Regions from separate parts of the Mus musculus genome. Here region 2 is linked to region 1. The links are chromatin loops, found by intact Hi-C in ENCODE. Cell type or tissue: heart. All regions are shown on one strand. Each heading gives the region's core, and the rest is flanking DNA. Links, peaks and the distances in the headings are about the cores only. Region 1 overlaps Col4a4 (collagen, type IV, alpha 4). Region 2 has its middle 310 kb from the start of Sphkap.

What was found. A loop is a pair of places that touch in the nucleus more often than their neighbours do. Peaks named below come from ENCODE experiments on the same cell type or tissue, not always from the same donor. Only the 100,000 strongest peaks of a DNase experiment are listed, where the experiment ranks them.
Region 2: it touches region 1 in a loop (23-fold over the local background); 2 of 42 quality-filtered maps call a loop at or near these places.

The regions. Positions count from the first base shown.
Region 1 is chr1:82,549,019-82,559,504 of GRCm38, reverse strand. All of the region lies in intron 4 of Col4a4 (collagen, type IV, alpha 4), which reads left to right. Among named protein-coding and RNA genes, the nearest start is that of Col4a4, 33 kb to the left of the region's middle. In heart, for the core only: a CTCF peak has its summit at 4,964 (motif pointing left); no DNase peak of the experiment used is centred there; H3K4me3 peaks cover 622 bases; H3K27me3 peaks cover 525 bases.
Region 2 is chr1:83,710,840-83,721,325 of GRCm38, reverse strand. No RefSeq gene overlaps it. Among named protein-coding and RNA genes, the nearest start is that of Sphkap, 310 kb to the right of the region's middle. In heart, for the core only: a CTCF peak has its summit at 4,080 (motif pointing right); no DNase peak of the experiment used is centred there.

The sequences.
Region 1 (10,486 bases), core at 738-8,737:
AAGCAATTCTTGACAAGCAAACCTAGCTTCTTGTTAATAGCTGTGAGTCTGGAGCTACATGAGGTGAAAGCGGGGACGTGTACTCTCAGTGATTCAGCATCATCTTTCCATCAGTTTGAGTAAGGCTGTGCCTAAATTCCCTCATCAGATAAGCATATACTTGTGACGGGTCATGTAAACGGCCCCTTGATTCACAGTCCATGCCTTAGAGGAATGAGTTGTTGCCCATTGGTTTCCCCTTTGAAATAGGTGTACTTTATCGTACTGAGTTGAGTGAGTAGGTAGTCTGCATGCATCAACCAACAGATTAAAATCCAGAATCTAGCCTAGAGAGGATGCAGAAGCCTTTTTTTTGTAGCCACTGTGGATCCATAAGGAGACTGTTTCCAAGAGAGAGAAACACAGTTAGCAGTCTCTCCTCTGCCCCAGACTTCCTATATCACACTGGCACTGCTAGGAAGTGAGTAAGCTCTCATAGCTCAAATCCCTGTGACCTTCAAGTGTGGCCAGAGATGTGCATCATCAGAGCAAGTCAACTCTGACCACTGTGGCTCTAGGAACTTTCCAGGTCAGTGGTGTTGGGGTCGGGGCAGGAGATGGGAGTGTCCCCTTGATGGCTGGCTTGCAGACTCAAGCTCAGCCTAGGAGAGAAAGGTTTGTCTAGAGGATTAAGCCCATTCCCCAGGGTGTGGGTGTCCCTTGGCTCCAGGATGTGAGGTGTGACTATATAGCTACTGAGTTGCTCCACTACATGATCTATGATTCTTCTCCATCTCCTCTCTACACTTGCTGTTAATCTCTCTGTGAGGAGATGAATGAGATAGCATTGAGCAGGAATTTTCCTTAGTCTCTGTCAGTCTCCAGGGAAGCAACTCCATGTAGTAAGTGGGTCTGTGTGTAAGATGAAGAAGTCATGTTCTTATGAACCAAATTGGACCTTTTGTGAGTTTTGGTTACTGACTGGGGGGTCAGAGAATTCTTTTCATTAATTTATTTTATTCATTTTATATCCCTATCCCAGTCCCACCTCCTTTGCTCCCAGTTCCACCCTCACAAACCCTCCCCCATTACTCCTCCCCCTTATCCTTAGAGAAGGGGAAGCTCCCACTTGGGTACCATCCTACCTTGGGGCACCAAGTTGCAGCAGGACTGACTGTATCCTCTCCTACTGAGGTCCAACCAGGCTGTCCAGCTTGGGCTATGGGATCCAATGGTAGGGAACAGAGTCACAGAGCCCGATTCCTGCTATTAGAGAGCCCACATGAAGACCGAGCTGTACATCTGCTACAAATATGTAGGAGTCTGAGGTCTAGCCCCTGCATGCTTTTTGGTTGGTGGTTCAATCTCTGTGAGCCCCCATAGGCCCGGCTTAGTTGACTCTGTAGACTTTCTTGTAGTGCCCATGACTCCTCCTGTTCCCTCAAACCTGTCCCCCATTCTTCCACAAGACTCTCTAAGCTCCATCTGATATTTGGCTGTAGGTCTCTGCATCTGTTTCCATCAGCTGCTAGATAAAGCCCTTCAGGAGACAGTTATGCTATGCTCCTGTCTGCAAGCGGAATATCATTAATAGTGTTAGGGGTTGGCTCTCTCCTATGGGATGGTTCTCAAGTTGCACCAGTCATTAGTTGGCCTTTCCTCAATCTCTACTCCATCTTTATCCTTGCATACCTTTTAGGCAGGACAAATTTTGGGTTGGAGGTTTTATGGGTGGGTTGATGTCCCACTCCCTCCACTGGGAGTCCCACCTGGCTACATGAAGAGGAAGAAGTCTCAGCTAGGGTCCCCATACACTCCTGGGAGCCTCCCCTGTCCCATGCCTCTGTCTAGTCCATAGAGGGATAATATTACTAATTTAATCTTCTTTCTGTAGCTTATTTAAACATATGGGAATACATTTTATCATCTGAAACAATGAAACAGCCATGAAACCACCATATCTTTGTGACTTGGTTTTCTGCACAGGAGGCAAACAGCTTTAAACTCATCCTGTCTTCAAGTTTTTGGTTTAAAACCCAGGTCCAATATTAGTGAGCCTCTCTTTCCTTTGGGATTGTAAATCACTGAATTATGCTCAGTCAAGTCCAGTCTTGTGCTCTTGCTCACCCACCCCTTATACATTTATCAGCCTGCCTCCTGTGATTAAAAAGGAGATTTTACTTGGGTAATTTTAATTATTCTTAGTATTTCTCTTTCTCATGCCCTTAACTTACTTGCACGCACAGTTCTAACTCTCACTCCTTATCATCACACAGCTGCATTTAGGACACTAGCTTCAGCCTGGCAAATGGTTCCATGTCGTACTTTTATGTCTCCAAATTCTCAGTAGTCAATAATGTTCTCTTTCATCGAAACACCACCCACCAGCAGCTGAAGGTGGATAAAGCCAGTCTGTCATCTGTTCCTTGGCTTTGGAGCTGCTTTCTTGTCCTGTTACATCCTGTTCCTCTAAGGACTCAATGGCTTATTACTAGAAAATTCTCTGATCAGTGATATATACGATGGATGCATGTGCTTTTAGGGTATCAGGTAACCTGAGGTCAGATGGCTGGGACCATTCTCATCAATAAACATGAGGTTCATTCATGGATCTCACGCCTTTGTCCTGCAAAAGCAGGGGCATTCAGAATCTTTTTGAAACTGGTGCTGCACTGTCATGTGTTTTCAGGTGGATTCCAGGCTGCCAGGCTGCAGGCTACAATGTAGGCTTAGGTTGCTCAAGTGTTTATTTTAGAAATGGTAACATGGTTTTTGAACACCAAAACACATGCAGAAACAAAAGGGACACATTTCCAGGTTGGAATTTGCTGTGTCTTGGGGTTGAGTATCTCTGAGAAGGGTTTTGGGAGTCTGTGGTTAGCAGAGCTCTCTGGTCTACCTACAGTGTGGCTGCTTCAATGTAGATGGCATCTATCTGAAGAATCGCTGAAGGTAACTAGCATCAATTTCGTATGCCACCAAATCTCCTTGGCATCTAGCATTTGTGTATATGGATGAAGGAAACAGAATAGTTGCCTCTAGCACTCTACAGTCTGTCATGTGTTTCCCATCATACCAAGTGTACATGTTCTAATATAACAGGACTTCTTCCAGGACTCAGGTGTAGTGTGTTTGACGGTGGGTTCCACGTTTCTGTTTACATCCATCGTCTCCTTTGGTGCAGTGATTTCTAGTAGGGCTTCAGGTCTCCCTACATGGAGTTCAAAAATTTCGGTCACTTTGTCGTGCTGTCTTAACTACAATGAATAGCAATCCCTTCCCATTTGTTGGACAAATAACTATCAAATACTTGTCAGGCAAAGGGCAAGACCATGGGATAAGAAGAAATCAATGAGAATCACCCTTCAGCCACTGTTTCTGGGTGCTTGAGGGTGTCTTATGGGAAAGAGGATACAGCAAAGACCCTTGTGTCTCCCTGGTGGGTAAGTTGGTGCCCTGGCCTGGCCTCGCATAGAAGCACATGGGTGGCAGACACATTGGATATGCTCTTGAATTTGGACCTGCTGGAGTTGGAGGGCAGCCAGCCCCAGCATAGAGGAAGAGTCACATTAACACCAACAGCTTCTGTGACAAATTAGCACATGCTTGGTGGCTTGTGGCAACAGAAGTGCATGCTTCCACAAACACTTGAGACCAGCTGTTCAAAGGCAAGGGGTTGGCCCTGCCAGGATGCAGCTGGAAAATCTGCTCCAACCTCCATCGTTCTTCCCCTGGTTCTAGATGCATTATCCCAGCTTCCTTCACATTGCTTATTCTCTGTGGTGTCAAATCTCATCCTGACATACGGCGGCAGACATGGGAGAACTGCCCTTGGGCAACCTATGATAGCTGAACCCAGGATACCATCCTAATAGCATCTCATCTCCAACCATCTTATAAGTACAGTGGGGATAGGGTCAGTGGATACAATAGTCAGGGAAGATAGCGTGTTATTAGGAAAGCCTGCTAACAGGCTACTACACTAGCCAGGTGGGAAGTCACAGAGTCTTAACAAGGAGTGGTCACGGAGGTGGGTGGGTAGGCTCAGAAATTCCTATGGCTAGCTCGACTGCAGAGGGAGGCTCATGGGAGCTGTTGGGCGAGTGCTCAGGGTGATGCTATCCCCCAAATGAAGGTGTACATAGTGTAGATTGACAGCAAGTATTTCAAGAACCACATTTGAGGGAATAACATGGGTCTAGCTTTGGACTTGTATAGCGTGAAGTCCCCTGCATATGTAGGAGGTGTTGAGAAGGAGTGGTCTTGGCTGGGGAGGGGCTAAGGGAACTGTTTAACTGTGGTTACAGTGGGCTCCATGGAAATACAGTCTCCGCCATCAAGAGCAGATAAGAAGGGGTCAAGGCATTCCTCCAGAGCTCCAGGGTCACTCCCACAGGCGTAAGAGGAGCTAAGACACAGCAGGGAGAAAAACACAGAGGCTAGGGTGAGGCAGAAGGCCAGGGAAGAAGGGGGAAATCACAGGAGCAGCATGCACAGAGCCCTACCTGGTGTCCTAGGTCTCCACAGCACATGGATCACGTCAGGCTGTTCCCAACACACATGGGAGAACCATTCATTAGGGACTGGTCGAAGAGGTGACCTTGTTTTCCAAACGGCTAAGCTTTTCCCTTTGGTTCTCTGTGCAGGGTTTTCTCCTTGTACAGGCATACTGCTTCTTGAGAGCATAGCTAAAATCCCTAGTGCTTCCAAGGCAGACTGATAAGTGCATCCGCACGCTTGTTGTTAGCCGGCAAGGTTATCTTAGGGTGCAAGAAAACATTCTTTACTACTGCACTCCAAGATCCTTGGACTGTTCACTGCCTCTTCATTCTTTGGTTTTAAAACACTTCCTGATGTCCAGACTCCTCCCTCCCTCAACAATATGGGGATGGGGGTTGGGGGGGGGGGGTTCTGAAGGTTCTCTGTACCCAGGGGACTCCAGCTTCCCACCGGGCCCAGGGTGAGGGTGTTTGTGATATTGCAGTGCCACCTAGTGGCGTCTTCTCTGAATTACATCTCAGCATTAAAAAGAAGAGGGAATTTAAAAGGAATGATAACATTAGAATAAATAGACGCAGCAAAGGGGGAGGTGTCTTGGACACAACATTCATTTGTACATTTTATTTTCAGAAGTATTTATGAAGCATGGGAACACACTAAAAATTTGTATATTGTGAGACAGTGACCAAGGTAACTGGGAATGAATCTTTAGTCTCAAAGACATTCTAAAGGGTATTATCTTAACCAGATTTTAAGTAATAAGCACAAAACATCAATGAAATGAAGGTAGTGAATTGCTTTGGCTGTTATTTTCAGGTAAGAATGATGGTTTGAGGGAAATGGGGTTGGTGAGGTCTGGAATGGAAAATGAAGCAGACACCTTGAGATGGGAAGGTCTGAGTTCAGACTTCTACATCCCCAGGTCCTGTCTGTGTTGCCTCAAGCACATTGCTTCATCTTTCTGAGGCTAAGTCCTCCTCGGAGAATGAAGAAGCATGCAAAGGTGGCTTTCTACTTCCTATTTTTGTAAAGAGCCCATGAGAAGAAAGCAGAACACCGTATTGAGCTTAGAGCAGAGGAAGAGCCTAGAACATGTGGCTTGGTTATTATTTTTTTTTTTACTATTCTAATTTTTATCAGGTATTTTCTTATTTTACATTTCAAATGCTGTCCCAAAAGTTTCCTATACCCTCCCCCCGACTCTCCTACCCACCCACTCCCACTTCTTGGCCCTGGTGTTCCCCTGTACTGAAGCATATAAAATTTGCAAGACCAAGGGGCCTCTCTTCCCAATGATGGCCGACTAGGCCATCTTCTGCTACATATGCAGCTAGAGACATGAGATCTGGGAGTACTGGTTAGTTCATATTGTGGTTCCTCCTATAGGGTTGCAGATCCCTTCAGCTCCTTGGATACTTTCTCTAGCTCCTCCATTGGGGGCCCTGTGTTCCATCCAATAGCTGATGCCACTGCCATCAACACATTTTTGATGGGAGGATGGTAGGGTTTGAGTGACAGATGAAGAAAGACTATTGTCATTTCTGGCATACAAATGAGAATGGCACATGAATACATGGATCATAGGGGACTGGTGGGTTGGGGTCCGGGTGGGGGCACAATATGCCATCAGAGGTAAGGCATATGACCCAAGGGAAGGGCAGGCTGGAGGGAGCTAACAGATCTGTTGGGGAGAAAACTGAGGTCAAGGGAGTGAGGGAGACTGACACTTGGATAACCTGTGCAACAAATGATGTGACTGTCTTGGGGCTTGGCAGTGAATGGCTCTGAGCTAGAAGTACGGCAAATGTGCATACAGTTAGAGCCAGCCTAGGCTGCAGAGTGAGACTCTGTGTCCAAAAACTGCTGCTGCTGCTGCTGCTGCTGATGATGATGAAGTAAATGAGGAGGAGGGAGAGAAAAGCCAGAAATCTCACTGCAGACAACATAGGAGTCAGTGAGGCCCTACACTATGCCAGTAGAGTAGTGGGAGGCAGAGGGGTTTGGAGAGAGGCTGACCATCCAGGTAAGGATTCAAGGCAGCAAGGATGTGGGCTTGAGTAAGTCATGATCTTGAGGCAATTTTCTCATCTCTCAGTGTGGGGACAAAGTTGCACAACTTTCAGTGTTACTGGCTATGTTCCATGAGGTAGGGATGGAGGGTGGTTGATATATCGCCAAGATTAAGTTTGTTTAAGCCTTTTCTCCTTCCTGTGATAGTTTGATAGCTAATGCCATGGTCTCACAACCCAACGGGTACTGAAAACGTTTTCTTTGTTACTTCATTTGTGTTTTGTTTTGTTTTTACATTAACTAGATGTTTTGCCAAGAAAAACCACAAAAAGGTCATAGTAGAAAATTGGACACACACACACACACACACACTGTCCTAACTTACCAAGGCTCTTTGTTCTGGCCTTGGTTGACAGTCTCTCTCTCTCTCTCTTTTTTTAGATGGATTGTTTTATTTTTTTTAATTTTTTATTAGGTATTTTCCTCGTTTACATTTTCTTTTTTTTTTTCCATTTTTTATTAGGTATTTAACTCATTTACATTTCCAATGCTATACCAAAAGTCCCCCATATCCACCCACCCCCACTCCCCTGCCCACCCACTCCCCCTTTTTGGCCCTGGTATTCCCCTGTACTGGGGCATATAAAGTTTGCAAGTCCAATGGGCCTCTCTTTCCAGTGATGGCCGACTAGGCCATCTTTTGATATATATGCAGCTAGAGTCAAGAGCTCCGGGGTACTGGTTAGCTCATAATGTTGTTCCACCTATAGGGTTGCAGATCCCTTTAGCTCCTTGGCTACTTTCTCTAGCACCTCCATTGGGAGCCCTATGATCCATCCATTAGCTGACTGTGAGCATCCACTTCTGTGTTTGCTGGGCCCCGGCATAGTCTCACAAGAGACAGCTACATCTGCGTCCTTTCAATAAAATCTTGCTAGTGTATGCAATGGTGTCAGCGTTTGGATGCTGATTATGGGGTGGATCCCTGGCTATGGCAGTCTCTACATGGTCCATCCTTTCATCTCAGCTCCAAACTCCGTCTCTGTAACTCCTTCCATGGGTGTTTTGTTCCCAAATCTAAGGAGGGGCATAGTGTCCACACTTCAGTCTTCATTCTCCTTGAGTTTCATGTGTTTAGCAAATTATATCTTATATCTTGGGTATCCTAGGTTTGGGGCTAATATCCACTTATCAGTGAATACATATTGTGTGAGTTTCTTTGTGAATGTGTTACCTCACTCAGGATGATGCCCTCCAGGTCCATCCATTTGGCTAGGAATTTCATAAATTCATTCTTTTTAATAGCTGAGTAGTACTCCATTGTGTAGATGTACCACATTTTCTGTATCCATTCCTCTGTTGAGGGGCATCTAGGTTCTTTCCAGCTTCTGGCTATTATAAATAAGGCTGCTATGAACATAGTGGAGCATGTGTCCTTCTTACCTGTTGGGGCATCTTCTGGATATATGCCCAGGAGAGGTATTGCTGGATCCTCCGGTAGTACTATGTCCAGTTTTCTGAGGAACCGCCAGACTGATTTCCAGAGTGGTTGTACAAGCCTGCACTCCCACCAACAATGGAGGAGTGTTCCTCTTTCTCCACATCCTCGCCAGCATCTGCTGTCACCTGAATTTTTGATCTTAGCCATTCTGACTGGTGTGAGGTGGAATCTCAGGGTTGTTTTGATTTGCATTTCCCTGATGATTAAGGATGTTGAACATTTTTTCAAGTGCTTCTCTGCCATTCGGTATTCCTCAGGTGAGAATTCTTTGTTCAGTTCTGAGCCCCATTTTTTAATGGGGTTATTTGATTTTCTGAAGTCCACCTTCTTGAGTTCTTTATATATGTTGGATATTAGTCCCCTATCTGATTTAGGATAGGTAAAGATCCTTTCCAATCTGTTGGTGGTCTTTTTGTCTTATTGACGGTGTCTTTTGCCTTGCAGAAACTTTGGAGTTTCATTAGGTCCCATTTGTCGATTCTCGATCTTACAGCACAAGCCATTGCTGTTCTGTTCAGGAATTTTTCCCCTGTGCCCATATCTTCAAGGCTTTTCCCCACTTTCTCCTCTATAAGTTTCAGTGTCTCTGGTTTTATGTGAAGTTCCTTGATCCACTTAGATTTGACCTTAGTACAAGGAGATAAGTATGGATCGATTCGCATTCTTCTACACGATAACAACCAGTTGTGCCAGCACCAATTGTTGAAAATGCTGTCTTTCTTCCACTGGATGGTTTTAGCTCCCTTGTCGAAGATCAAGTGACCATAGGTGTGTGGGTTCATTTCTGGATCTTCAATTCTATTCCATTGGTCTACTTGTCTGTCTCTATACCAGTACCATGCAGTTTTTATCACAATTGCTCTGTAGTAAAGCTTTAGGTCTGGCATGGTGATTCCGCCAGAAGTTCTTTTATCCTTGAGAAGACTTTTTGCTATCCTAGGTTTTTTGTTATTCCAGACAAATTTGCAAATTGCTCCTTCCAATTCGTTGAAGAATTGAGTTGGAATTTTGATGGGGATTGCATTGAATCTGTAGATTGCTTTTGGCAAGATAGCCATTTTTACAATGTTGATCCTGCCAATCCATGAGCATGGGAGATCTTTCCATCTTCTGAGATCTTCTTTAATTTCTTTCTTCAGAGATTTGAAGTTTTTATCATACAGATCTTTCACCTCCTTAGTTAGAGTCACGCCAAGATATTTTATATTATTTGTGACTATTGAGAAGGGTGTTGTTTCCCTAATTTCTTTCTCAGCCTGTTTATTCTTTGTATAGAGAAAGGCCATTGACTTGTTTGAGTTTATTTTATATCCAGCTACTTCACCGAAGCTGTTTATCATGTTTAGGAGTTCTCTGGTAGAATTTTTAGGGTCACTTATATATACTATCATATCATCTGCAAAAAGTGATATTTTGACTTCCTCTTTTCCAATTTGTATCCCCTTGATCTCCTTTTGTTGTCGAATTGCTCTGGCTAATACTTCAAGTACTATGTTGAAAAGGTAGGGAGAAAGTGGGCAGCCTTGTCTAGTCCCTGATTTTAGTGGGATTGCTTCCAGCTTCTCTCCATTTACTTTGATGTTGGCTACTGGTTTGCTGTAGATTGCTTTTATCATGTTTAGGTATGGGCCTTGAATTCCTGATCTTTCCAAAACTTTTATCATGAATGGGTGTTGGATCTTGTCAAATGCTTTTTCTGCATCTAACGAGATGATCATGTGGTTTTTGTCTTTGAGTTTGTTTATATAATGGATTACATTGATGGATTTTCGTATATTAAACCATCCCTGCATCCCTGGAATAAAACCTACTTGGTCAGGATGGATGATTGCTTTAATGTGTTCTTGGATTCGGTTAGCGAGAATTTTATTGAGGATTTTTGCATCGATATTCATAAGAGAAATTGGTCTGAAGTTCTCTATTTTTGTTGGATCTTTCTGTGGTTTAGGTATCAGAGTAATAGTGGCTTCATAAAATGAGTTGGGTAGAGTACCTTCTACTTCTATTTTGTGAAATAGTTTGTGCAGAATTGGAATTAGATCTTCTTTGAAGGTCTGATAGAACTCTGCACTAAACCCATCTGGTCCTGGGCTTTTTTTGGTTGGGAGACTATTAATAACTGCTTCTATTTCTTTAGGTGATATGGGACTGTTTAGATGGTCAACTTGATCCTGATTCAACTTTGGTACCTGGTATCTGTCCAGAAATTTGTCCATTTCGTCCAGGTTTTCCAGTTTTGTTGAGTATAGCCTTTTGTAGAAGGATCTGATGGTGTTTTGGATTTCTTCAGGATCTGTTGTTATGTCTCCCTTTTCATTTCTGATTTTGTTAATTAGGATTTTGTCCCTGTGCCCTTTAGTGAGTCTAGCTAAGGGTTTATCTATCTTGTTGATTTTCTCAAAGAACCAACTCCTCGTTTGGTTAATTCTTTGAATAGTTCTTCTTGTTTCCACTTGGTTGATTTCACCCCTGAGTTTGATTATTTCCTGCCGTCTA
Region 2 (10,486 bases), core at 738-8,737, 1.2 Mb before region 1:
ATAAAGTAATCAAAACTTTATCTTTTGTTAGTTGCGTGCATGTGTCATCCTGTGTTGGTTCATCTGCTAATGGAAATGAGAAAGCTGAGGAAAGGATGATGTCCATCTAGAGGATGCCTATGTAAATCTTAAGCTTTTCCATATGAAAACGATGGCCTGGTCCAAAACTCCACTCATTAGCTATATAAACAAGATTCTTAATGTTTCATCTTATAATCTCTCATTACTAAAATGATTGCTCTTAAAGATGCAATGGATTCTTTAAAAAGAAGTTCCTAAGTTACATGGTCCTTATCTCAAAACTTGAGATAATCTATAAGATGATAACATATGTGCAACTATTTAGTCTAAGTAAAAATGCATGGTTTTAAGATGGTAGACTCAGGGGTGTCTAGAAAACTGTTGTTCTAGTCTCTGTAATCATGCCTTTTCTGCATTCCAGTTTTTTCATCCTCAAAAGGAAAGCAAAACATTAGATAATTGCTTTTCAAGCTACTTTGCAAAAAGTCTCGGCTTAGGGAATTAAGTAGTTTTTGAAATCTTGGTATTCTCATGCCGTATATATTTCAGTTAGTCTATCCTGAGGGTTGAAAGTTAAGATCCTGAAAAAGATTCCTTTTCCTACATGAAGGCCCCAATATACCAATTCCCATGCAAGAAACTACTTCTCTTAAGTAGTTCTGTGGCACCTTTTCCTGATTTGTTCTTTGCCACTGTCTACACACATACATGTGCACAGTAAGTATGCTTCAACAAGGTGTTCTATGGAAGTGTCAATGTAGAAAGTTGCATGATTAGATATAAGAACCAAGTGAAGACAAACACATGTGCCTTCTGGCCCAATTTCTCTCTTGTAATTCCCATCATCCTTCTGAAACCATCCTAGGATTTGGCTTTGCAGATACATGCAATGCAAACAGCAGCTTTCTCTCCTTCATGTAGCATATGGTCCAGTGAGGTCAGAACCGCACAGGAGTGATCCCTAAACAGAATGTCCTGAAATTGCTTTTCTAATTGAAGCATCTGTCCTAATTAGCAACCCTGACTCCAAGATCTATCCAGGTCAAACATTTCAGAGTCACTTTCTGTGACAGAATTTGATATTTTTCAAAGACCTTCAGACTATACAGTAATATCATAAACTACCAGACTTCTGAGAAATATTAATGAGCTATTGATATCCAGATGATATGATCCCCAAAGAATTTCATAACTTTTTTCTTTAATAATGTTTCTTTGAGAATTTCAGATAATGTTTCATTCCCCTCCCTCAACTCTTTCCAGGTCTTTCTCCTACTGCCTACTCCTACCCAACTTTATTCTCTCTGTCTCTGTCTCTGTCTCTGTCTCTGTCTCTGTATCTCTCTGTTTCCCTCTCTCTCTTTGTCTCCATCTCCCTCTCTCTCTCTCTCTCTCTCTCTCTCTCTCTCTCTCTCTCTCTCTCTCTCTCTGTATCTCTATCTGTCTGTTTAATGGTCAATAGCTTCTTGTCTAGGGGTAGAAATTCAGGCCCATTCTGGGATATTGTTTGACTTGAGCTTATGCAGGTTTTGGGAATGCTCTCACAGTCTCTGTGAGTTCATGTATACACATCAGCTCTGTTGTGTCTAGAAAACTATACTTCATTAAGGCCAGCTACCACCTCTAGTTTTTACAGTCTTCCCACTCCCTCTTCTGTCCAACATGAATTCCTAGAAGGTGTAATAGTCAGGGTTTTCTGCAGTCACAGAACATATGGAATGTCTCTCTATATTGAGGGGATTTATTATGATGACTTACAGTCTGTAGTCCAACTAACCCAACAATGAGCAGCTGTGAATGGGAAGTCCAAGAATCTAGTAGTTGTTCAGTCCCATGAAGCTAGTTGTTTCAGCTGGTTTTCTGTAGAAGTAGATTCCAACATGTGCTGGCAAGAAAGTGCAAGCAGTCAAAGAAGAATGAATCTTCTGTCTTCCAATATCCTTATGTATGTCTCAAGCAGAAGGTGTGGCCCAGATTAAAGGTATGTGGCACCATGCTTGGATCTGGTACTTGCTTTGTACCAGGCTGACCTTGAACTCAGAGATCTCCTTGCCTTGGTCTCCTAGAATTAAAGGAGTTCACTACCTTGCCTGGGCTTAAGATTTTCATGGCCACTATGCCTCAAGATCTCCATATCAAGATCCAGGTCAGAAACTTGTGTCTTCCAGCCTCAAGGTCTGGATCACAGGTGTGCCTTCCAATTCTGGATTGTAGTTCATTCCAGATATAGTCAAGTTGACATCCAGGAATACCAATTACAGGAGGATTAAATAGGGTGGGGGATGGGAGGATAGGGCAGAGGAGGAGAAATAGGGAGGGATAACAACACAAAAAGCCATTTGCAAAAGCTATGTGGAAATTTACAACTGTAGAAGTTTCATAAAATATGTAGATATATTTAAAGGTGTTTAAATGGAGTTACCATGTAGTTGTGTAGCATTGGGGAAGAATATTCTAACTAGACATAATATGCTACCAAATTCAATAACATTTTATACTAGCAAATGATGATGAAGACCTGTTTCTAGTGTTTTTCTCCATGTTGCCCTTCCTTGGAATATGAATTAGAACTGTACAGTCTGGCTGTTAATGAACACTAATAACATATTGCCCCTGGAAATATGCTCCAAGGCCAAGAGAAAATACTGGACACCATCACAGGGTCGAATACATTACTGGCTCTAGGTATTCAAATGAGTGAAGAATTGTATTCATTATATGATGTGAACGCCTGTGGTGAATCTGTGATTGCTGATGGAAAGTTGACCAAGAATTTGGGAAACTCTACATAGGCTAATAGTGGGAAAAAATTCTTTGTCAGAACAAATATGATAAGAGCAATATGGCAAAGCAAATCTGGATAAATTACAGGTAGCCCAGGTGTGGTTCCACTGAATATACTAACATAGACTTAGGTTGTGACACTTGCCCACCCAACACAATCACCTAACAATGTATATTGTAGAAGGTACCCATCCTTAAGTTTTGCATGGCTAGTTAAGGAAATGGTGTAAGTCAGTAATAGATGCCTTAAAGAAAATGGGCAAGTTTCAAAAAAGTACCCAAGTATCGAAACTGAGCAAAGGAAATATACATAATCCAAATAAAATGAACAGCAATTATAGAAACTTAGATATAAACATCCAAGAAAAATATCATAGTTGAGGTTCCAATTCCTTTGCCTGTGGATTCTACCAAACATTCAGAAACCAGTGTTTGTACATGTCAGGCCAATTCAAAGCACTCGAAAGAAACATTTATATTCACTCAAAGAGCAGTATGTTTCATGAGCAGGGACTCCAAACTCTTAGCACATTCTAGAAAACCAAGCCAGCAACATATGTACAGAATTATGAACTACATTCATTTACAAGGACATGTTAAGCCTGAAAGATAACTTCTTTTTTCAAAGGATTGAGGATAATATGTCACTGATCTTAAACCTTGAAGGCATTTTCCTGCAGACCAGAGGCCCTGATGAGTATCTCATTGTTTGCTGCTTCACAGTAGTTGATTTGATTCTCTTTCAAACAAGATCATGAGGGAGTCTACCAGTCCATGTATTGTGGATTAAAGCACTAAAACTTTGGTTTAATCTCTCCTAGGACAAGCAGCAAGGGAAAACTTTTCAGAACTGCTGACTCTTGACATTTGACCCTGGAACCATTGAGTTAGCACCTACATTTTAAAAAAGAATCTTAATTCTGGCACACACATTAAAATCTGAGGAGTATTGGCATTTTATAGTTATATGTTTCTTGAAAAGGGCTGCAGAATGTTAGTACTCCTACCAAGCCCTGTACAATTCTTTCCTCTCAGACAAGAAACAAAAATTGCATTCTGAATTTTGTTTTGTTTAAAAAATATATATACAACAGATCCTGTTTGACATTCTTGGTTCAGGTTTAAACCTGTTTTTGAAGTGAAGAAGTTGAAGTTTTGGACTGTTGGTATCATTGGAGCCCTTATTTGGGAACTGTTTGGAGGCCAGGAGAGTCATATAGTGCAAATGTTGGGAGACTGTTTATCTGCTCATTTCTGCCATTGGCTTCTGAACATATTCTCACTGATCCTCCAGATGGCGCTAGGACCATATAGTTTCTAAAGGCATCTGCAGTCATAGGAAATTTTGACTTTCTCTCTCTCTCTCTCTCTCTCTCTCTCTCTCTCTCTCTCTCTCTCTCTCTCTCTCTCTCTCCCCTTCTCCTCTCCCCCCTCTCCCTCCTGTCCCTCCTCCTCCTCCTCCTCCTCCTCCTTCTTCTTCTACTTCTTCTATGTAGTACTTTAATTTCATGAGGCAATAATCAGAAATGCACATATAACACATTTCCCCCTGTCTCAGCTACCTCTTCTGTATTTTACATGAAAAAGTGTGGAATATATTTAATGTTCATTTTTATGAAAAGCTTGGTTGTTATTCATAATAGTTCAGTTTTTATTTATTTTTTATTTCTTGAGACAGCGTGTCCAGCTCAGGTTGGCCTTGAACCTAACCCTAACCCAGTCCTAACCCTACCTAACTCTACGTAGCTGAAGGTGAGCTTGAATTTCTTATCCTCTTGACACTATCTCCCCAGTACTGAGGTTACATGGTGAGCACCACCACACCATCTTTATGCAGTGATGGGATCAAACCATGCATGGGCTTCATATATGGTAGCCAAACAATCTACCAACTAAGCTATATCCCCAGCTACATTCCAGTCTTCAAAACACTTATACGAGATTCTAAAGCATTCTACATTCCTCATTGTATGTCAACTTTCAAATGTAAGTTCCCAGGATATGCTATCCAATATCAAACATGGTAGCCAAATAATCATCACAGACTTAGCATATACTATTAGTGGTAAACCAGCATGACCTACAGCAGAGATTTGGGGAGGAGTGATTTTAGTCTTAACTGTGTTCCTAATTGGGGTATATGTTCTATTGTTTATCTTCACATTTATAATTTAATTACAACATTTGTTTCTTCCCTTTCCTCCTCCAAAGCCTCCCATCTATGTCCCTCACCCCAAACAGGCATTCTTAAACTTTACCAACTTACATTCCTTTGTCATGACCAATACTCCTGGACATTCGAAGTATGGTTGATATTGCAAGCCCCTTGAGATGAGAGTGTGCAAGACCCACCCCTGAGTACCTCCAACCAGGAGACTCCATGTATAAGACATTCTAAAGGCTTCAGAGGCCAGGTCCCCTCCCTCCAGAGACAGGCAGCCAAGCTCCACCCTCCAGAGTAAAAAGTCCAAGCTCAGAGCTTGAAATCCCAATAATCTTCACTTCCAAGAAACCCTATATAAATCCTGTCTTCTGTTCTCACCCAAGCAGAGGCAGTCACCCTTCTGAGTTTTCCCCCTTCCATCAAGTCTCATGTGTGAGGTTGCTTGTACAGTACGACTCTGGTATTTCCTGGCTCCCAATCGACTACCAGGATATCTTTGCCTTCAGAACTGTACCACCTGCATTGGGAAAACCTCCTTCCTCAGAGATGTAACACTTCCTCTGGGGAAGCTTTAACCCTTAGAGCTGTAACACAGATAAACCCAGTGGGATTCCACCGGAGAAAAGTGATTTTTTTTTTCCTCCACCAGCAGGTATCCATTGCTGTAACTTCTTGGTTGGGGGTGGGACCCTGTGTCCACTTCCCCCTCTCAGTACTGGGACCCTGTCTGGCTTCAACATTTGTTTTTGTTTGAAAGCCATGTGGCTTGCATGGAGATCTTTATCTGTTGCACATTCCAGTGATTCTTATTTTATTTATGCTTTTATCTTTGGAATCGATTTACATTTCAGTGTCCATGAAAGCAAATTTAAAACTAAATCATTTGAGCAGTGATTCCACTGAGAGGAAATGCTCACCTCTGATTCTCCTGTTTCTTTTAAGCAAGGAATCTCTGTTCCCAGAAAGGGTGAGGGTGGAGGAGAATGTCAGTTTCTTCAATTCAATCCCTTTTGGTCTTTGATCAGGAGAGGGAGAATGACTTTTTTTTTTTTTTTTTGATTGGTCACGCTGGGTGGGAGATAGCCAATTAGCTTTTACCTCTCAGTCCCTTTAAGATGTTCTGCCACCTTGTGAAAGTTTTTGAGAGCACATATTCGGGGATGGTTTTCTGCACTGTGTATTCCATTGCTGATTTCTATGTCCAGAGATCAGTTTACAGTTGCATGGTCCTGGGTTTTGATCCATCTCCTATATCTATGTTGTGTAAAGAACACTCATCAGTGATCTCTGATTGGTTAGTTAAGAGCTCATCAGCCGATGGACTGGGAAGGGTATTCAGTACTTCAGATCCTAGTGGGCAGGGTCACAGAGAGACCAGAGAGGAAGAGAAGGGACCATGAGGCAGAAGGTCCCTTTGGAGTCATGATGAGCAGGTAGGTTGTTAAGGGATTCACCAAGAGGACACGCATGTACAGAGCAAGCCAGGGCAAGACACAAACTGCAAGTAGCACTGGACCTTTGGCTGGGAAGTAGATAGCGTAGAGAGTTAGAACAGGTGAATATCTGCCCAGTCATAGTGCTTAAGACGTGTTAATAAACTTAATAGATCTTTTTGTCAATTATTTGAGAGCTAAAATGAGAACAGATAAGGCTATTGTACTTAAATTTCTGGCTACAGGCACAGAGTTCTGCTGACTGGCCCATCTTATCCAAATATTTCAGAAAGCCACATTGGGTTTTTGGTTTCCAGGTGGCAGACAACATCAGCTTCAACTTCTGAGCCCTAGGTACTTAGATGCCTGGAGGCTTCTGTGGGTTATAAGCTGATATGATGATTTGCAATGAAGCAAGTGGAGATATACCCAGAACTTAGGACTTCGTGGGCCTGAGGCAGAGAGAGGGATGTAAGAGGAAGGCCTCCAATGGGTTGGCTCAATGGGTAAAGGAGACTTGCAGCCAAGTCTGGTGGCCTGAGTTTGACCTCTGGGGTCCATAAGGTAGAAGGAAAGAGCCAAACATATGCATGTGCACTGTGGCACGTTCACTCTCAGTCCAACAAACAATGAAACCACAAATCTAAAACTTATACTGAGAGAGAAGGGAGAAGCAGAGGAGAGAGTTCACTTAAATGCACATGTCTGAAGCCCATGCGTGTCATCGCTTGCAGCAAGACCCAGTGCACAGAGCACTCTGGTTTTCTTAGTTCCTACAACAACAAAATCCCATCCAATTAAAAATCAGCCACAGATGGAAGTAGGTCAAACAGAAAGCTGGGATCAAGGGCTATCTTTATTTATCATTAAAGAGACTGCCTGGTGCTAAGCTAGTGGGCCTCAGGTGCACAGCAGGAAAATCTATAAAGTTCTCTAAAAACCTAAGTTTCTCTTCTTTGTCTCCTGTCCTTGCATCTGAGACCTTCAAAAAGAACAACAAGAAAAACACCAAAACCAAAACCAAAACATTTCAGTTAAAAAACTTGAGTCCAGAGCTTTGCAAAAAAAAAAAAAAAAAAAAAAAAAAAAAGGTTAACAACATTGTGTCCTCCTTAAAACAATGCTTATTAAAGTTCTCTCTGAGAGGGAAAATGTGTTTCAAATGTTAATTAATTCAACTTCTTATAAATCTTGACAGGAAAAATAGCCAGACTGCCGCCCTCCTCCCCCACCAGAGATGTTTTTTTGCAGGAAATGCTGAAAAGAATTATCTTAGAATAATCAGTTATTTTGGTCAGAGGCTACTGGCAATATTCACACTGTGCATTTTTAACAGCAACTTCAGGAGGAAAAATGTGAAGGTAAATAAAGCTTTTCCTGTGTCCTTCCTTTGGTAAAGCTTATCAGATGACCCCTTCCAGAACTTGAAGGGAGCACTTGGGTATTTCAACAAAAACACCGGGTGTGCAGAGGGCTCTACAAAGTTATCTGATTGAGAAGTGCACAGCAGCCGACCTTCCTTTCTCTGGGTTTGCTTTCTGAGATTTCACCTAGCCACCACCGTGGTCAACTTGATGGAGAACTATTTATTTCTCCAAAATTCCAGAGGTACAGCACCATTTTAAATTTTTATTGTTTTCTTTTAATTCCTAAATTTCAATTCCACACTGTTCTGAGAAGTATGATGCATAGTTTGTGGTCCCTCTCTCTCCGTGCCTGGATACAAATCACCTCTTTAATTAGCCTCTAGCTCTGTGTAAGTGACCTTTATAACCACTATTTAGTAGCCATCTTTGTTATGGATGTGGCTGTTTCAATACTTGGATTCAAGTAGCTCTTAAAGGGCAGTCTGACAACACTCAGTGGCTGTGTCAATAATCTCCTTTCTTCATACAAGCATTTTGTTATCTAATATTGTAACAAGAAAGGACTGAACAAGAAGATGTAAATGGACCAGCAGTTAAACGCACCTGAACTCTGGAAAGGACCCTAGTTCAGTTCTCAGTAGCCACATGACACCTTGTGAGCATATGTAACACGGGTTCTAGGGAGTCTGATAATGTCTTCTGGTCCCGGCTACGTACTGCATGTATGTTATCCAGACACATATGTAGTTAAAACACTCAAGTGTGGTGAATAAAATAAATAAATCTTAAAAATAGGAAATAACAAAACAAATATTTTGAGGGATCACATCAATACAACATTTATTAAAAGAGATTGTTATAATTGTTTAGTTTTATCATTATTTATTGTTATTAACCACTCTATTTACAAAAGATGTATCAAACTTTATCATAGGCATGCAAGTATAAAAAGAGGTACTGTATAATCCCCCATTATATGCCGAATGAACAGACTGAATTCCATATATACTGTGACTATTTCCTTAGGCAGAGGTATCTATGCTACAGCCTAATTTAAAATTGCCAACAAATAGTAATAAAACAGAATGATCATAACAGTATACTGAGGTCAGAATTTTTCTGGAATTTTCCATTTTGTATCTTTTGGACTGTAGTTGATTGAGAGTAAAAATCTTCAGACAACAAAATCTGGATATGGAGAAAAATAATAAAGTAAGAACAGTAAGGAAGAAATAGGGAGGGAGGGAGGGAGGGAGAGAGGGAGGGAGGGAGGGAGGGAGGGAGGGAGGGAGGGAGGGAGAGGAGAGGAGAGGAGAGGGGAGGGGAGGGGAGGGGAGGGGAGGGGAGGGGAGGGGAGGAGAGGAGAGGAGAGGAGAGGGGAGGAGAGGAGAGGAAAGGAAAGGAAAGGAAAGGAAAGGAAAGGAAAGGAAAGGAAAGGAAAGGAAAGGAAGGAAAGAGAATGAGGAAGAAAAATGTAGGGAGGCAGAAGGACATAGTCATTCTCTTGAATAATGGACTGTACCCAACACAAGCAAGATAAAAGCTCTAGATGCAGGGAGTAGAAGTAAAGATGAAATCAGAAGGTTTTGTTAGAGACTGATAGTGTAAGGGCACAGGTGTGACTAGACCATATAACATATTTCAAACAGCTGCATTTTGTATATGCATGATAGAATACATAAGCTCTGTCCAGGTTTTACATGTCTATTTTATTCGGGGGCCTAAAATGTTGGGTAATTTTTTATCCCAATTTCAAAAATAATGCCATTCTTGAGCCTCCTCCCCTTTCTATTTCAGTTATCACCCATGTACTCCCCTTGCCTCACCCAACTCCAAGCATCATAAATAACACAAGAGGAGAATCTAGCAGGACTGTATGAGGCAAAGACACAGCTGTATTAACATCCTGCACATACATGTAGCCATGTAAGAATTCTCCATTCCTTAACAGGATGTGATATCTAACAGATAAAAATATGTTAGTCTACCAGGATGGGTAATCTACTTAAAAAACAATGTTGTAAAGTACTTGCCACAAAAGCATGAGCATCTGTGTCCAGGCCCCCAAACCCATTTTAAAAGCCGTGAATGGCAGTGTGTGTGTTATCTCAGTGCTGGGGGTGTGGGGCTTAGAAAGGCTTATCCCTGAATCTCATCGACCATTAGCTCCATATTCAGTGAGAGAGCCTGTCTAGTAATAGTAGTAGTGTAGTAGTAGTAGTAATTGTTTAGTAGTAGTAGTAGTAGTAACAAGAAATATGGAGAGCAATAAAGATACCTAACACCTCTTTTTGGCCTCTAAGGTGCATATGTGTGCTTCCATTCAAACATGGATATACACATGGATATTAAATGCACATGTACACACTCATGCCTTTGTAGCTTGTTTCTTAAAAAATGGTCTTTCATAGTTTTTTATTTAACTTTTTATTGATTCTTTATAAATTTCACATCATGCATCACTATCCCACCCATCACTCTGTCCCTTCATACATGCTCTCTGACATTGCAACCTCCACACCAAAAGAAAAAGAAAATCTCATTGTGGAAGCTGTAGTATGTGATAGTGTGTCCCACAGCATAGCCTCTTGGTCTATACTTCTTTATTTCCAAATGTGTATTGCAGTGAGTCATTGGTCTGGTTTGAAGCCTCCGGCTTCTGCTCTACTATCAATACTGGATCCTCTCTGGGACTCCTCTTGGATATCCTGCTGTTG